2 separate regions of the Homo sapiens genome follow, and region 2 is linked to region 1. The links are chromatin contacts, found by Hi-C or POLR2A ChIA-PET in ENCODE. All regions are on one chromosome and are shown on one strand. The core of a region is the stretch at or near the end of the contact, and the rest is flanking DNA. Distances in the headings are between cores, read along the strand shown.

Region 1 (4,381 bases), core at 1,301-3,800:
GGTGGGCTGCTGGGTGGGGTGGGGTTGCTGGGAGGACTGCCCAGTCAGAGCTCTTCTCCGCCTAGGCTTGTCCTTAAGCCAGGCTGAGCACTCAAGCCCTCTGCCCAATCTGCTGTAGCCATTTCGGTCATGTGGAGTCGTAGCCTTGCTGGGAAGGGCAGCAGAGGCCAAGGTGGCTGGGAGGTGCTTCTGAGCATCAGGGCCAGGCCAGGTCTCAGCCAAGGGAAAGGAAGGCAAGCTCTGCCTCCTGGTCTCCCGCCTTTGCAACCAGGAGCCCTTTTCTTGAGCTGGTGCCCATGGTAGCTGCCTTGAGGCCTCTTCTTTTTCTCAGGTGGTAACAAAGTGATGACTAGCGAAGCCTTCAGATGTGATTCTACCTAGGACTGTCTGTCTTTGTAAGGAGATTTGAGAAGTTGGGAAAGTCGTGACAAGTTAGAAGTATTAGCACTGAGTGCTCTTTCTAACTGTGTGATCTGAGGACAGGTAATTAACCTCTCTGGGTCAAAGTTAAAAGGCAGGTGGGACTAGTACCTTCTTCTGAGTTGTGATGAGAAGCCCAAATGAGGTTCTGGATGCAAGTAGCTCAGCACAAAGCCCAGGATAGAGTGAGTGTTCAGTAATGTCAACTATTGTTATGCTACTGAGGTCACCCTGAGCATGACGGCTGGTGGTGGAGAGAGGCAAGGGTAGGCTTAGCTACCTGCTCTCTTCCTGACCTCCTAGAGGAACCTGAGTGGAGAAGGAGCATTGGCTTGTATGAGCTCCTAACAGAGTCTGTGAGGAACTGTGAAAGCTCCTCTCCTTGTCTCCAGACCCTGGCACGGGGGTGAACATGCTTAGTACTCCGGAAATTAGTCAGCCCCATCACTGGAAGATTTGACTGGTTGCTGCACTGTGGAGGGCAGGCTTGTAGACTATAGATTCCAGCTCCTGTTAGGAATGGATTAAATCTAACCTGCAGCCGCCACATGAGTGGCTTTCTTGGGGATCTGCCACACACGTGAGCGAGGCCTCAGACACATTGAAGGGAAATCAGCCTCCACTCCAGATGGTCAGTTGGGGCCCAGAGCCTCCAGGTCAGCTTTTGGGGGGTCTGCCAGTCTTGTCAGGAGTCCAGCTCTGTGCCATCATCCATTCAGTCTTTGGCATCAGAGAGGAAGGGAGTGTCTGGGGACTTTCCATGAGACCGGTTTAGCTGTGAACCCAGAAGAGAAAATAGGTGTGGTGAGAATCTAGCTGTCTCTGGCATAAACTCCTGAATGGCACAGGGTAGCTCTAAAGCTGGGCCTGAGCTTCTTAACTGGAGATCCTTGAATTTGTGGAGGATTCATGCACCTCTTGCAACTGGACGCAAAATGCATGTATGAATGTATTCACTTTTATCCTATTCTTAAAGGATTTGGGACTCCCCGAATACAAAGAATCTTTGCTTTATCTTGCTTTCTAGTCCAATGGGAAGACTTTGGGGCTGCCAGTTTAGGTGAATTCCCAACATGAGTCTACTCCAGCCTTATCCAGCCTCATAGATTCCAGATTAGATTCTGTGAGTTGATGATACTGAGGCCACCAGGCCAGCACAACGCTAAGAGGGCTGAAGCCCTGCTCCTGGTTGGACCAGAGTAGAATTATGGTACCTGCCTTCTGCATCCAACATTCTTTGAAAAGACGATGGGTCAGGGTCAGGATTTCTATCCCCCTTTCTCCGTCTTTCGTTTTCTTCCTTCCTTCTAGTAGGGAGCAAATGATGGATAAGAGGCAGAGATTTATGAGCACCGTACCTCATGGTGGCGCTGCTATTGAGAGGCTGTCAGCATTAGGAAGAGGGAGGTTTACTTGGCTGTGAAGAATCCGAGAGACTGCGATGGGCAGGGTTAGGGCCCTTCCAGAACAGATCCAGGAGCAAGGGTCATCCGGACCTCTCCAGTTTTCATGTTCAGGCGGGCAGGGAGAGGAGGGAGAGGGATGTCAGGGAAGGAAGTCCCAGACACCCATTCGAGACAGCCTCTGTGAGGGATGAAAGGCGACTCGATGGGAAAATTGACATTTTGCACCGTTGTCTCAATGCCGTGTCTGCCTGCAATGGGCTCAGAGCACCATTGTTTTCTTCCTGGTAATGGGCTCCACCTGAAAGCCCTTCCAGACGTCGAGGGCATGGCTGAGGGGTTACAAACGGTTCCGTGGCTTAAAAAGAAAACTTGGAAAAACCGCTGGTGTAGCCTAACAATGGGGCTTTGTGCTCTTGCCCGACCCTGCCTACCAGAGGGCCTTTTGTTTTCAACAATTTCTGGCACCGGACTTCAGGAGGCCATGGGCCCTGCTTTTCTCTTAAAGTCAGAAATACTTGCAGCTGGCATTCTGTTTCATCCTATCTCCTCAATTCGAGGGACCTACCCCCGTCTGAGGCCACGGCTGAACAGGAGTGGCCTGCTCTCTCTCTCTCCTATTTGTAAGGCAGGGCGGGAGACAATACTCCATCCAGCCTGGAGCTCCGGCTGTCTGGGTGAGTGCGACGCCAGCTGTCAGCCTGGGATAAGGTCAGACAGAGGCCACCCTGGTCCCAGGTGGGCAGGGGTCACCCAGGTGACCAGACTGCACCGGAGGCCCAGAGAGTGTGCAGGAGCATGAACTGTTGGGCTCCCCTGCAGGAGAGAAGCTGCAAGCACTGATGGGAATCCACTGCAGACCCTGGCCAGGGGGCCAGCATTGTTCCAGGTGCCTCTGTCCCTTCAGGAAGTTTGGGGTCTTCATTAAGCTTGTGCTTCTGCAGCCCAAACACAGGGGTATCCAGGCTGTGCTGGCCGGGTGGCCTTTCTCTGTTGATAGTTTTGTCATCTGGAGGAGTGCTTCAGGAAGAGGCGGTTCATTGGATCAAGTCCTCTCTCTGGTTTTGGAGACAGTAAAGCGTAACGATTAAGAATGAACCTTCTGAAGCCAGACTATGTTCAAATTCTGCTCAGCCACTGAGTAGCTTGGCAACAGAGGGCATGTGCCTCAGTTTGTTCACCTATAAAATAGGCCTAATGAGAGTATGTACTTATTTTGTAGGATTGTCATGGGTTTGAGTTGATGCACGTAACACACTTAGAGCAGTGCCTGTTAAACAGTAAGCACTCAATAAATGTCAGTTTTTATTATTAGCAAGAAATATCTCCAGGGGAAAGGGACCCTTCCCACTGATGACAATGCAGTGGCTCTGTGAGTGGTGTTTATGTCTGTCCGTCACGGTCACTACCCCTGAGAAACCTTCTTTTATCACTCCAACAGACAAGGTTGCCTTTTCTTTTAATTGCTTTGATATTTGTGATCTTGCACCTTCTAACTGAAAAAATTCCTTTAGGCTGTCTTCTCTGCCTTATCTTTTTCTGTCCATTCTCCCAGCTATTAATATCATAAATTCTTGTTAAATATTTTTTGGTTTACAGATTTCACTCTGTTTTTAGAAAACAACATATACTCTTTGTAAGAATATCCTTCATAAAAAGAAAAATCTCTAGTCTAGGATAATGTTCTTAAAGTTTTGTTCTTTTGATAAACTCCATTTTTTTTTTTTGAGAAGGAATCTCGCTCTGTCACCAGGCTGGAGTGCAGTGGTGTGATCTCGGCTCACTGCAACCTCTGCCTCCTGGGTTCAAGTGATTCTCCTGCCTCAACCTCCCGAGTAGCTGAGACTATAGGCACATGCCATCATACCCAGCTAAGTTTTGTATTTTTAGTACAGACGAGGTTTCACCATGTTGGCCAGAATGGTGTCTATCTCTTGACCTCGTGATCTACCTGCCTCAGCCTCCCAAAGTGCTGGGATTACAGGCATGACCCACCATGCCCAGCCATAAACCCCATTTTTTAAAGAACAGCACTCTACCTGACCAAAACTACATTGTAAAGGTATCATAATAAAACAGTATGGTACTAGTTCAGAGAGAAGACAGAAACAGCAGTGGAACAAAATATAGTAGGCAAAGCTCATGAATTGATAAAATGTATTATTTTATATATATAAAATTATTATTAAAAATTATTATTTATTAAAAATTTATTTTCAATAAATAAAAATTATTTATTGAAAGCCAATAAATACAGCCAGATTTGTATGAGACTTTATTAAATTGTAAAGATGGCATTGAAAATCAATGGGGAATTGATATATTAGTCAGCAGTGTTGAGACAGCTATTTGGAAAAATACACATTTTGAAAAATAAGTAAATCTGGATCCCTAAATTGAAAAAGACTATAATCACAAAAAAGTAAATGAAAATTTTAATGATATTCAAGTAGAGCAGACATGAAACTATGGGAGCTATAAAAGAAAAACTGATTAGTTTGATAACATAAAATCTGAAACTTTCGTATGGCAAAATATTATCAAACTGGGAAATAAAA
Region 2 (4,381 bases), core at 1,188-3,687, 42 kb before region 1:
TGGCAAAGGATAACATTCCAAGCCATTTTGGTCATTAAACCTTAAAGAGGTTGATTTCAAATTTGGTTGAGGTTAGTGGAGGAGAAGGGTCTGAGAGATCTGGTTGCCTGGAGAGGATTGAAGTAAAGATCAAGAGAGGGCCAGGGAAGGAGGGCAAAGGGGTGTGTGTGGAAGCTTAAGCCTGTGTGTTTTGAAGCTCCTCTATGCTATAGCTTTATGTGGGTGTCAAAGGAATTTACATCTGCAGACATCACTGATTCTCAGAAAGGATTGCTCCTAACTCACAAGTTTGCTATATATTGAGTGAATGAATGAATTTTCTATATCCCCAGGAAGGGATGATCCTTGCCTCCCACCCTGTCACTGAAGACCAGGAGAAGAGTGATCCCCCGAAATGCCCTCAGCTCCTGAAATGCCCACTGTCAACATTCTTGGTTACAGACAACGGCAACACCTGTTTCAAGAATAAAATGGATCTATTGAATATTTGGGATCATTAGGAGTTGAGGGGCAGGGAAAGCAAATTCCAGGTTAAGTTTCCAGAAAAAGTGCCCCAACCGCACTGTAGAACTGGCCTGAAGATGAAACCACCATTGCAGCTACTGAGAACTCAATGATAAGAACTTGTCATTTCTACCCTGTGCACTGCTGCTTCCCAAGAACTGATGCTACCGTGTCAGCGAAGGGATTCCCTTGCTGAGCCCAGTTCCTTACACTGCTCACTTCATTTCTAAAGCAAAATCTTATGCAGGTGTGTACAAAGACAGAACTATGTCACAGGCCTGCATTCTAACTGCAAGAGAGGCTGGCAGTTTGAGTTGTGACTACAATGGGGAGGCAAGAATGCTATCATGAGATTTTCCCCCATTATAGAAAGGATTGGCAAAGATAGAGCCAAAGTTCCCTGTAGGAGATGTGTACAGAAGGTCTGATGAAAATTCGAAGTCTTATTCAGAACAAAAGGCCTAGATAACCTTCCAGGGACCCTGGAAAGAATGATGCCTAGGAAGGTGGCTTCTGTCATGAAGTGATCACCAACCATGGCAATGTCAACTGGGGAATGGCAAGGGGGAGTGCTGGGCATAGGGTCCAGCTCCCAGGAAACTAGAAGGAGCCCAGGAAGCTAGAAGGCAAGCTTATGTCAGCTTGGTCTTTTTAACAGGGCTCCACCCTGCCAAGAGAACAAGGCCTACATGGGAAATTATGAAGAACACACACACGCAAAAAAAAATCTGAGTTTGCTTTGTGTAGGGATTTAATTACTGACTTATCCTGATGCTTATGTATACTTGCAGCTTAGAAAAGTGAAGACATCTTTCTGGGACAGTTCTGGGAAACAGAAGCCCATGCGCACTAAAAGGAACCAAGGAATGTTTTCCATGTATCCTGAGCTGGACACCAAACAAATGTGTTCCTCTTTCTTTGCTCACTTAGAAGTCTTCTTCCTGTCCTGGGTTAATTGACTTCAACTTTGAAGGAGATGATGTTTATTTTCATCTTCGAATCTGACCTGATACCATTTAGAAATTATGAATAAATTTTAATACATTGGAACCCTATGTTAAACCACAATGCATGAGTGGATGAGTCACAATTCCAAGACAGCTCAATGCCCCACACAACTAAGACACAGATGACTTTGGTGCTCCCCAAATCACTTTCCCATGAAGGGCAAGGTTCTCTCGGCAGGGTGGGGCATGGTCAGAAAGGAGAACTTCAGCTTCTGCTTCAAAACAAGCTTCCAGGCTCAGATGGGCCCTGCTGTCTCAAACACTGCTCTTCACCCTGCCACGCTTTGTCCTTGCTGGGCTCGCCATCCTTCAAGGGCCCCCCTCCAGGAAGCTGCCCTCTCGTGGCAGGCATCTTGCTGGTAGCTCCCAATTATTTTGTGAGATGGGATGCAGAACAGAGTTGCTTTGGAAGCCCTGGAGGGTATTGAGGGTCTGACTTTTGGGCCGCAGGACCTCTGCAAAGCCTGATTCCTTGAAGACATCACTTTGACTTACTTGGTCCCAGAGCCTGTCTTGTTTTTAATTTCCCTGCTAAGTTTCTGTTCTCCAGCAACATATAACCCCCTTTTTCTACTTCAGTAACCTCAGTGGTAGCTCTCACCATGTTAAACAACGGTCTGATTTGGCATGGAAAAAAAGCAGTCAATTGTTCCCTTTAAATCTTAATGTTTTCAGCCCTGGGAACATTTGAAGTAACTATTTAATGAGAAGACTTCTGGTGAAGCATAGGTAAGATCTTAAAGGCTCTAATTGCTCCCCAGAGAAAGCTGTCAGGGCTAAGTAACCTCATTCAGGTTGTGTACGCAGAGCAGGGAGAGCAAAACAAGGCAGAAGTGAAGAGTGGAGGCTGAGGGGGCAGAAGTCACAGAGACTTCTCGAACCTGGAAGTATTTCTGGAGTTGTGCCTTGCACTGTCTGTTTTGGGTACCTGCTGGCTGACTGCTATGCCCCCAAATGGTCAAACAAATGACTTACTCTTTCCTGGGTCTAGTTGCCTTCTAATTTGGAACTCAAATTATAGTTCTTTCTTCTCCTCTTTCATTTAAATACAAAGCAAAACAAAACAAAATCTGAAACTATTTTTCCTTCTAACCCCCACGTGAACTTTTTATTCCTTTTATTTTTATTCATTTGCTTATTCACTGCACAAATATTCATCATGTTTCCCCGGGGTTTCAGGCACTGTCCTAGGCACTAGGGATGCACCCTATTGTTTATGCATTGTTGATTTAGTGGCAATAAGATAAATTTCTGCACAAGGGACAAGATAACAGATGCACACCCCATCTGCTGCCAGGGGGCACCTCCTAAGCCAATATCCCCTGCCTCTAAGTTTGGGCTGTGTGAGGTAGAACAGGGGAGTTCTGCCATACAATAGTAATGTTCACTGTGTGCCCAAGGCACGTGGAGAGTGAGGCACTTTGGAAATTGGGCTCAAAATGACTTCTTATTTAACTGAAACAAAAAGCCCTTTGTGTGAGCCTTGCTCCCTCCAGTCCATGGAGGCGGTCTGTTTGCTCTGACAGCAGCCCCGCAGTCCCTGAGCTGCCTCAGGTGAAATGCTGCCTGGTTGCCAATGGCCACACTGCTTGTGACCATTACAGGGCCTAAGTGGGTTTGGGAGCCATACGCTTGGAATTAAGTAAGAAAAATGGAGGCGAAAGCAGGGCACTCTGCAGCCTGTACTATTCAGTCTTCTCTTGATGTGACTGAGACTTAAATTGGGAAGTATTTGGCTGATGGCGAGGTCAGATAAACGTTACGGATTTGATGTAATCCCAGACCTCAGACTTGAAACGGAGCTTGACCCTTCCCTTTGAGCACTTTTATGCAATGCTACTGGACATGTAGTAACAAGAAAGGAAACAGAGGGAGGATATCGGTGCAGCCACGTGTTGAGTCTGGGAGAGAAAATGACAGCGGGAGCAAGATAGGAGATGTGAATCAAATCAGGGGTTGAAACAGCAAAAGAGAATTCCACAAAGTTAGAGCTAGTGACGGGGATGATATTCCATGATACGATTTTGGGGAAGGGGGCTAGGAATGTCATCTGGCTGTTTAGAAATCCAGTATAACCGTATGGCCTGAAATTCAATGTATAATTATTACAAATTGCACTTATGTGTCCTCGTAAGGCTAAGTGTGGGGGTGGGTGGAGCAGCTTTCACTTTGCCTGGTTTTCACACGGGGAAACTGAGGCACAGGAAGTTTCTATGACTTGCTCGGGGTTGTACAACTGGTGGCTAAATTTTGTATAAAATATAGTGTGTGTATCCTGTCTTTCCATGGTGATGATGCCTTGAATTTGTCAAGTACATTTGCATTTATCATCTCATTGGAGCAGCCCAACAACCCTGCAGGAGGTGGAATGTGTGAGAAAACCAAGGACCAGTGAACACTGAAAATGGACTGGAATTCCCAATTCTTGGGCACTTTCTATGTGCTTTGTGCCTTGCGCATGCTGTCTCAAAAAATACCATCTTTTAAAGATATAATTTATCGCTCTTTTGGAGATGGGGAGGCTGAATTTTGGGAAGGGTAAGAGATATGCCCAAGAGCACCCAATTGGTAAATGGTAGACTTGAGATGCAGCTCTAGGTGTATGACCCTGAAGCCTGGGCTGTTCCATGACAGCAGATGACTCCTACCACCTGCTACCTGCCTGTGGACACCCGGCAGCCCATCAGGGCAGAGTTGGCCTTAGAACTCCATTTCTCCACTCCTAACGTTTCCACCAGACCAAGCAGCTTGCACAATAACAGCTTTGTGGTGAATAGCAGAAGTGTGGAATCCGAGAGGCCTGAGTTTGGTTCTGGGTTCTTCTACATGCTAGCAAAAGGTCTAGGGTAATTCTTCGGTCTCTCACAGTG

The links. A loop is a pair of places that touch in the nucleus more often than their neighbours do. ChIA-PET counts read pairs that join two places held with the same protein, here RNA polymerase II (POLR2A). Pooled maps may share reads with other maps.
Region 2: a map of dorsolateral prefrontal cortex shows a loop between it and region 1 (5-fold over the local background). The contact joins two enhancer-like sites. A Hi-C loop is called at or near these places in 1 of 168 maps with a recorded cell type or tissue (dorsolateral prefrontal cortex), 2 of 37 single-sample maps with no recorded cell type and 2 of 50 pooled maps. POLR2A ChIA-PET finds 5 or more read pairs at or near these places in 2 of 52 experiments (Panc1 and activated T-cell).

Annotation. Positions count from the first base shown.
Region 1 is chr2:60,293,225-60,297,605 of GRCh38, reverse strand. No RefSeq gene overlaps it. Among named protein-coding and RNA genes, the nearest start is that of MIR4432, 92 kb to the left of the region's middle. RefSeq lists an enhancer at 1-158. Within about 2 kb of position 2,550, at least 2 of the 41 ENCODE cell types and tissues checked have a DNase peak (open chromatin) inside an H3K27ac peak, as active enhancers do.
Region 2 is chr2:60,334,672-60,339,052 of GRCh38, reverse strand. No RefSeq gene overlaps it. Among named protein-coding and RNA genes, the nearest start is that of MIR4432, 51 kb to the left of the region's middle. RefSeq lists an enhancer at 1,869-2,058 and a silencer at 2,429-2,478. Within about 2 kb of position 2,437, at least 4 of the 41 ENCODE cell types and tissues checked have a DNase peak (open chromatin) inside an H3K27ac peak, as active enhancers do.